Linked DNA regions of Homo sapiens: region 2 is linked to region 1. A link is an interaction called in ENCODE POLR2A ChIA-PET data of the cell type or tissue named here. Cell type or tissue: HepG2. All regions are shown on one strand. Links, peaks and the distances in the headings refer to the core of each region. The heading gives the core; the rest is flanking DNA. Region 1 holds the start of HNF4A-AS1 (HNF4A antisense RNA 1). Region 2 has its middle 11 kb from the start of SGK2.

Region 1 (4,385 bases), core at 221-4,220:
CTAGAAATTGACTCAAAGCAACAGAGGAGGCCTGTCTTCAAGTCACCGAATCCTTGACCTAGAAAGGCCCTTTATTTTGTCAACGTCAAATTGCCCATAACAACAATAATAGTCTTGGTAGCAAGAATCAGGAGCTCCCTACTTGGGGAACATGGTGCCAAGCACTGTCTGAACATTATCTCATTTAATTGGCATTTTGATTTTGTGAGGAAACGATCATCATTCCCTCTTTACAGATGGGAAAACTGAGCCTCGCTGAGGTTTTGACTAGTAAGTTGTAGTAAGTGATAGAACTTGATGCCATCGAAGGCTTTCCAGGTTCAAATTTGAAGCCCCCCTACAGTGGGTCTCAATATTGGCTGCACAAAAATATAGACGCCTGGCACCTCCCCACCCCTACCCCAAGATTCGATCATTGATCTGTGATAGGGACTGGGCATCTGTCTTTAATTTTAAAAAATCTTTTTAAAAAATAGACATAGGGTCTCACTATGTTGCCCAGGCTGGTCTCAAACTCCTGGGTTCAAGTAAACCTCCCATCTCAGCCTCCCAAAGTGCTAGGATTATAGGTGTAAGCCACCATGTTCGGCCAACATCTGTATATTTTAAAGGTTTCAGATGATTCTATTTCATCTTCAGAGATGAGTCTCTGCTTTGTTAGACAAAACTTCTCCAATGGGAAACCAAGGCCAGGGAGGGAAATGACCTTGCCCAAGGACACACAGTGGCTGGAACCAGAGCTGGGGCAGGACACCCAGCAGCTTACATGAAGCCCTAGGGCAAATAAGAAAAAGGCACCCCACTCTGGGCAGGCAGAGCTCCATGGGCACTTCGCTTGGCAAGTGGAACAAGGGCTGGGTTTCCATCCCTACCTGCCCTCTTGGCTGGAGAACCTTTGTGCAGTGAGCAACCTGCACAACTGTACAGGGCAGTAACTCTGATCTGAGCCTCAGGACTTCCAAACACTTCACCTTAGTGACCTGGCAAATCCCTGGGGCCCCTCAGAACAAGAGTATGGGGAGACCAAGGGTGGCTTCTGGGATGTGGGCTCAGCCCTCACTCCCCAAACCAGAGTCTGGGTCAGGCAGGGGCTCCCATCAGCCTTCAGGCCCCACAAGGGCCGGGAAGGCCGCATCTAATTCCCAAGGTCACCCCTGCAGATAAATTCAGGAACATAAACAGGAGGGATGAACATAAACAGGAGGACAGCAACACCCTCAGCCCAGATGTCATAAGCCACCTGGCAGGAGGCAGCCTGCGGAGAAGCTCCACCCACACAGATCCAAGTCCTCCTGGCTTCCTTCCTGATCATTCTCCAGACCATACTCTCTGCCCTACCTCCGGAGCCTTACAGTCAGCATCTCCCACAGTGCCCTGCTCTCTGCCCTTCTCCTGGCCATCTCTCACTGGCATCCCTGGAAGGGAAGGGTAGCCCTGGAGTTAGAGGCACAGACTCTAGAGACAGACTGCCCAAGTTCCAATTCCACTTCTTGTTTCTCATCAGCTGTGTGAGCATGGGTATATGGCTCAACCTCCCTGTGCCTCTGGTGTGTAAAAAATTGGTGAAAACATTGCCTACCTCCCAGAGTGGCTGGGAGGATCAAGGAAGTAACACATGCAAAGCTCCTAAAACAGCTGCATATCCAGTGGCCATGATGATCAATGTGTATATTTTGCTTCATTTCATTTTCATGACAACCCTGGAAGTTAAGTATTATAATTCCCAATTTACAGGTGAAGAAACTGAGGCTCAGAGAGGTGGAGAGAGTCAGGGCAGGGCTCTACATCTTTTTTTGTGATAGGGACTGGGCATCTGTCTTTAATTTTAAAAAATCTTTTTAAAAAATAGACACAGGGTCTCACTATGTTGCCCAGGCTGGTCTCAAACTCTTGGGCTCAAGTAATCCTCCCATCTCAGCCTCCCAAAGTGCTGATGCCTCCAGAGACAGGACGTGGCTGAGATGGATTATAACGTAGTCTCCGGTTTGCAGTGCCTGGCTGCTGGTCATATCCTCACAGGGCCCATGGGACACAGAGCCAGGTGCATTCCCCTGACTTGGGTCTTCCAATGGCTCTCAGGCACCTCTCTGCTTCCAGCCAGCCCTGGGAGGAGGGGGAGAACGGCATGGCAAGGCGTTTGCAGAGCCGTCTTGTTCACCAATGTCTTTCAAGACATTGCCCGGGTCCACAGAGAGCCCACCATTCATTCCCATGCTGGCTGGAGCCCCTGAATACCCGAGGTGACCTTCTGTCCTTGGACAAGTCACTTCCCCCTCTGATCTCCATCTCCCCATCTGTGCAATGAGGGGATGGGGCTGAATCAGTGGTTTTCCAACCCTCAAATAAAATATTAAGACTACATGTAAAAGGGAGTCGCTGGTTGAAGCTGGGCCTGTGGATGCATACCCTTGGCTCCTGGGAGCCTCGGAACCCAGCTTGAAAAACCCCAGCCCACATCCTCCTAAAGATTCTCCTGGCTCTGACACTGCAGAGTTCTAGAACCCCAAGCTCAAAGCTGCCGCTTCCCATCCCTGTTTGGAAAGCTCTCCCCCAGCTGCCTTTATCTCTCTTTGGTAACAGAGCAAATTTGCTCAGGACCCAGCACAGGGGGAACAAGCAGACTGTTGACTCTTGAGCAAAGCCTCTTCTTTGGAGAGCAGCCGAGGTGGCCGTGGGCTATGCGTTGGGAGGCCAGCGGCCTCTTGCATAACCCTGGAGGCCTCCTGCCCACCCAGGCCTTTTCAGGGTTAGGGGTGAGGAAAACCGCAAACTCATGCCCAGTTAATTTTTTAAGGCAAAATCAACAGGCTCAGCAATGATTAGCAGCTGGGTAAGTTGGTCTTAATCAGGCTAAGGACAGGGAGGGAGGAAGGAGGCCCAGGGATGGGGCCCAGTTATCAGTTAACCACATGAATGTTGCTTCCTTCCAAACCCACTGGCCTTCAGCCCCAAGCTCCCTCATCTTCCTCTCGGAAATACTCCTGTGACAAGCCAGTGGCCACCCATCATCGGGTGAACAAGCCAGTGGCCACCCATCATCGGGTGAACAAACACAATGCCACTCATGGTCTGTGATGAAGTAGAAAGTGCTCGTTGTTAAGACAAAGCTCACCCACCACCGCTGCGTGGACTTGAGCAAGTCCCTTTCACCCTCTGAGGCTCCGTGAGGGGCCCCAGGTCTGGGCCCCAAGTCTATGGTTCAGTCTGTGGCCAGCTGCCACTCCCCTGACGGCCTCAGTGTTTCCGTCCACTAAATGGGTGGGTTAGCCAAGGCATCTTTTCCAGTCTTGAAGCTTTGTGGGTGCCTGATTTGATTAAGCCACAGTGGCCTTTGCCGAGTGCAGAGGGTGGTATGAGTGGCATTTTAGGAGCTCAAGGAAGAGAAAGGGAGGGGACCTACCTGGTATCTGCCGTTGGTATCAGCAAGTGTCAGATCCCAGCTCCAGGAAGAGGGCTGTCCTCTCAGATGGGAGGCAGGGGTCCAGTGGGGTGGCTGTGGCTGCAGGGACAGCCTAGCAGAGCCTCTTGGTGGCCCAGACCCCCTGTCCCTGGACCTTGGAAGCCGCTAAAGGAAGCAGCAAGACCAGGCCAGCTGGTGGCTGCCTGGACTGGAGTTTGGTCAGTGGTTGGGGACCTATATTGTGAGATAGTTAGGACTTTGTCCACAAACTGGAATTTGAAATTTCAAAGGGGCAAAACTGAAGGGCCCTACCCCAGAGTAGAGATGGCTCTTGGCTTCTTTCCTCCACGACTTTTGTTCTTTGTCTTGATAAGTCCCAGTTTTCTCTGCACCTCTCCCGGAGTGGTGGGTGGGGAAGAAAAGATAGGAGATAATGGTGTGGTGAGCGCCAAGGGGAAGTGAAGATGCCAAGCAGCCCTGGGGTGGCCAGGCGTGTGGAGGATGCCCCTGCCCCTGCCTATACCCCGGGATAAGGTGCTTTACTTCTCAGGTCCTTGAGTTCCCCTGCAAGACTGAGGCAGTGAAACCACCAGCTCCAGTGCCTTAGAATTCCGAAGTCCTTTCAGGGATTCCAGGAGTCATGATGCAGGCAATGCGTAGAGGGGTGAAGCCCTCAAGCTCTGGAGGCAGACTCGGGTTCAAACAACAGCCCCTCCCTTACGAGCTGTGTGGCTTTGGGCAAGTCACTTCACCTCTCTGAGCCTCAATTTCATCATCTTTAAAATGGGGATGACAATAGCCCCTATCTCAACAGGCAGATAATATGAGAAGGCTAGAAGGTTTTTAGCACCAGGGCTAGCACAAAATTTCTCTGTAAACATTAGACCTTATTATAATGTAAAAGAGAAACAATGTGGTTCGTAGTGGCAGCTCCCTTACCACCGTCCACAGCAGAGGCACAAGCTCCCTACACATGCCTCCCCAA
Region 2 (4,385 bases), core at 272-4,271, 850 kb before region 1:
TAGGTGACAGAGCAAGACTCAGTCTTAAAAAAAAAAAAAAAAGGTGGGGAGCTCCAGAGCCAGACCGGCATGAGGTGTCTGAATCTGGATGTTTCTGCACAGACACATCTGCTGGGGGTCAGCAAAGAGAGCTCCTCAGGTCCAAGGGAGCTGCCTCCTGGGATGACCACTTGGCATCCCCCTCACAGCTCCCAGTGTCTCAGGCAAGCAGTATCTCCAGTGCTTCCCCATCGAGGAGGTGCTGGAGAGAGAATAGAGTGGCAGACTCCTTGAGAAAGGGGGAAATGGGCTTATTCAGCAGACCCTGGTCTTAGACCTGAGAAGCCGCTTTTCACTTGAGGGGTCATTTTAGAGCATTAGAAAGGAAGCTTAATGCAGGTAATCTCATCGGTGTGTTTGGCTACTAGACTTTCATTTTCTTTTGGGGGAAAGGTTTTTAGCCATCAGAAGTGCCAGTTTTCAGAGCCTCCTTGGTTAGTGAATTGGGAAAGATCAGGTAACTGTTTTCTCAGAGCTGCTGGGGGGACAGATATATGGGGTTCATTCCCCCACTCTGTCCTGCCTCCGTTTAACCTCTAAGGTTGCCAGCCTCTCTGAGATACAGTCCTGTTGTCGCCACACCTCAGAGATCCTTTCATTCATTCTTTCTGGATTTACTGAGCACCTGACTTATGTCAGGTAAGCAGCCCCCTGGTGGTCCTGGAAGGCAAATGAAGAAATACATACAATTCAGGGGAGTTTGTGGAACTGTGTGAACTCCAGACAGAGTGGAAGGAGTGGGCAGTTCTGACTGCTGGGGAAGCATGCTGACAGTGGGCAGGCCTTCCTGGCAGGGGTGGTAGAGGGAACAGAGCTGCAAGGCAGAAGACACCCAGTTATTGGGGAAGGGTCTGTAGTGCAGTCTGTGGAGCTAGGTGTGAGGAGGGCTCACTTGGAACTGTGGGGCAGGGCCAGGCTTGGGCAGCATTGCCCCCTGAGCTGCATGAGTCATGTCCATAGGATACCCCTACCCAGCTCTCACAGTGGTTAGGAACACAGGTCAGCACTTATAAGCTAGGTATATCTTGGGCAAATTCTGTAGCCTGTCTGCCTTGGTTTCCTCATCTGTATAATCGAGATAATGCTGGTATTGCTTCATAGGGTTATTGTGAGGATTAACTGAGTTAATACACAACAGGTGCTTAGGAGCAGTGCCTGGCACGTAAGAAACAACATAGAAGTGTTTTCATTGCTATGATGCTTGAGGGGTGAGCATAGGAGGGATGGCGTCTCCTCAAAAACAGCGTCCCCCAGCTCAGTCTCTTGACCCCCACAGCCTGCCTCCCAGCTCTCTTCATTCTATCCTGTCCTCCACAACTGACCAACTGACTTCCCTCCTTGACTCTACCCATATACCTAGCTACTAGAATTAACAATTACTAATATTTTCCATATTTGTTTCACCTATATTTGGATGAAGTAATTTTAAGTAAATTTTAGACATCATGACATTTCACCCCTGAGGACATAACTTGCATCTCTAAAAACTAAGGACTTTCTTTTCATAACCACAATATTGTTATCCCACTACCAAATTGCAAGTAACTCCTTTATATCATCCAATACCCAGTCTGCATTCATATTTCCCAGTTCTCAGGATACATTTTGCAGTTTTTGAGCCAGAATCTGAACAAGGCCTACATAATTGGTTTTGGTTTTTATGTCTCTTAAGTTTCTTCTATTCTAGAAGAGCCCCTCCCATCCTTTTTTTCCTTTTTTAATGACTTTTTTTTTTTTTTTTTTTTGAGACGGAGTCTCGCTCTGTCGCCCAGGCTGGAGTGCAGTGGCGCGATCTCGGCTCACTGCAAGCTCCGCCTCCCGGGTTCACGCCATTCTCCTGCCTCAGCCTCCCGAGTAGCTGGGACTGCAGGCGCCCGCCACCACGCCCAGCTAATTTTTTGTATTTTTAGTAGAAGCGGGGTTTCACTGTGTTAGCCAGGATGGTCTCGATCTCCTGACCTCATGATCCGCCCGCCTCTGCCTCCCAAAGTGCTGGGATTACAGGCGTGAGCCACCGCGCCCGGCCAATTGACATTTTTAAAAGTCTTTCAGAGTGTGGTTTTTTGGATTTGTCTTGTTGCTTTCTAGTGGTGTCACTTAACTTGTTCCTCTATCCCCTGTATTTCCCATGAACTGAAAGTTAGATCCAAAGGCTGGGTTAGACTTAGGTTAAATTTCTCACTGTCACTGTCTCTGTTTCTCTCTCTGTGTCTCTCTGTCTCCCCCTGCCCCCCTCTGCTTTTGGCAAGACTAGTTCCTAGGTGATACTATGTACTTTGTACTGCCTCATGTTGGAATGCACACAGTGTCTGCTTGTCTTGCTGTTAGCAGCACTAAGGTTGACCAATGAGGTCATGTGGGGACAACAAGAGCAGGTTTCTCAAAGCCAGTGTCTGTGAGGACTCAAAAGACATTTTGCGGATACAAATGCTAAACCTCAGACCAGTCAGCAGAAAGAGAGAAAGAGAACAAGTGTGTGAACACGGGGAAACCAGTGGCTGTCTTTCTTTCCTTCTCCGTCCCCATTGCTGTCTTCCTTTTTTCCTTTCTCCCTCCCTTCTCCTTTCTCCCGGTCCTTTCTCTCCCCTTCTCTCCTCCTTCCCTTTCTCCCGCATATCCTTTACTCCTACTCCCCTCCCCCATTCCCCATGCACACCCCTCCCTTTCCTTCACCCCTGCCCCGTGACCCTTTCCACCTTCTCCACTTTCCACCTCCCTCCCGCAACCCCTCAGATGATTGACGGCGAGGCCTTCCTTTTGCTGACACAGGCGGACATTGTGAAGATCATGAGCGTCAAGCTGGGCCCAGCCTTGAAGATCTATAACGCCATTCTCATGTTCAAAAACGCTGATGACACCTTAAAGTGACTGGCCCAGGGCTGGGCCCTCCTGCAGCCCCTGCTTGGCCTCCCTCTCCAGCTGATGCTTTCTTCCTGACCTGAATTCCTCATACCCCACACGTCCCCATGCTCCACCTATATCTGACCAGGCTGGTCCTTCTTAGAGGGTGCATGGGAGCTGAGGAGCCCTGGGGAGGGTAGGCACCCAGCCCCAAGTCCTAGAGCTCATTCGTCACCAGGCATGTTGGTGAGGGCGTGACTGGCAGGGGCATTACTCATGGAGTCAGTTGGACTGTGGCAGCCCCCACAGCCCCAGTGGACTTTTATTGTATTACCAAAGGGTCTTTTTCTTGGCAGTGGAGGAGAGACTAGTAGAGCAGCAGTCCTTCAATCTGAGGCCCCTTTCCCTTTTTTGGTATCTCTGTGTACTTTTCTCTCCTTGGCTCCTTTCCTCCTGCCAAGAAGTGACCCCACCACAAATGTATTTACTCCTGGAGGTACCTCCTCTCTTTCTGTCTGCTGGTTTTGCTGCCCTCATTCTGCTGCTTCGTTTCCTGGGCAGTGCCCCCAGCCAGACCCCACTGGCTCTTCCCCCTGAGATATGTGAACCTCGGAAACATGTTTTCCTAAGATCCCTTGGAAGTCTCTAGCTGCCTTTCTCTCTTTTGCCCAGAATTGAGAGATTTTGAGCCAAGATGCCTTCCTGAACTTACCCAGTTCTGGACCAGTTGGCATTTTAGTGTCCCACGCCAAGTCCAAGTTTCAGCAGAATGAGCAGGTGGTTTGAGCCTGTTTTATAGATGGCAGAGGTTGAGGTTCCACTGCTGTTTTCCATACACCCTTCATGTGTTGAGTCTGGGAAGGAGTAAGCCTAGCCTGCCAGTAGCCTAGGTTAGGAGACCAGCATAAGGATTTGTTAGACAATCTCGGGTCTTTGGCCAGAGGGGCAGCTCCAGCAGGCATAGTGGTGCCTGAAGTTAGGAATACTGTACTCTCTGTAGCTTTGGACCTCAGCCAAGGTATTGCCCATGGGGTGATGGCTCCAGGCCTGCCAGGCCTTCTGCCATGAGAATGTAGCACTCTGTGTAGCACACACCCCCATGACATCATTTAACCTGTCCCTTAAATGTTGACCATTAGCTCTTGCAGCGTCTTACAAAGACGACTTGAAGTTGGGAGTTAGGAAGGTGAACTTTTCTATCTGAATTCTCCGGGTCCCTGAAGCCCTCCTTGCCGCTCTCCATCTGTCTTGCACTGCCAGCTGGGTCCCTGCTGGGGCTCTGGGACTTCCACTTCTCAGTCCACATAGGAACCCAGCTTCCACTGAGTCACTGCCAAACCTGCCTCCCAGCCTGGGTGGGAAGGGGGAGAGCCACTGGTAGGAGCCAGCCCCACATGGAGGTGAGGAGCCACTGCCAACCTCCCGTGTCCAGGTGCTGATGTGGGCCTGCGGAGTGTGGGGCTGGTGCCTTCACCCAGACCCCTTCAATCATGTGATGTGTGTGT

Evidence for each region. Peaks named below come from ENCODE experiments on the same cell type or tissue, not always from the same donor. Only the 100,000 strongest peaks of a DNase experiment are listed, where the experiment ranks them.
Region 2: POLR2A ChIA-PET joins it to region 1 with 5 read pairs; 1 of 35 experiments calls an interaction of 5 or more read pairs at or near these places.

The regions. Positions count from the first base shown.
Region 1 is chr20:44,392,053-44,396,437 of GRCh38, forward strand. The region is part of intron 1 of HNF4A (hepatocyte nuclear factor 4 alpha); the gene reads left to right. It overlaps HNF4A-AS1 (HNF4A antisense RNA 1), which reads right to left and starts at 3,610. Exons shown (of 3, transcript NR_172878.1): 1 at 3,401-3,610. In HepG2, for the core only: no CTCF peak of the experiment used is centred there; DNase peaks (open chromatin) are centred at 1,224, 2,639 and 3,609; H3K4me3 peaks cover 3,067 bases.
Region 2 is chr20:43,545,339-43,549,723 of GRCh38, forward strand. It overlaps a transcript of L3MBTL1 not described here. Among named protein-coding and RNA genes, the nearest start is that of SGK2, 11 kb to the right of the region's middle. In HepG2, for the core only: no CTCF peak of the experiment used is centred there; a DNase peak (open chromatin) is centred at 2,343.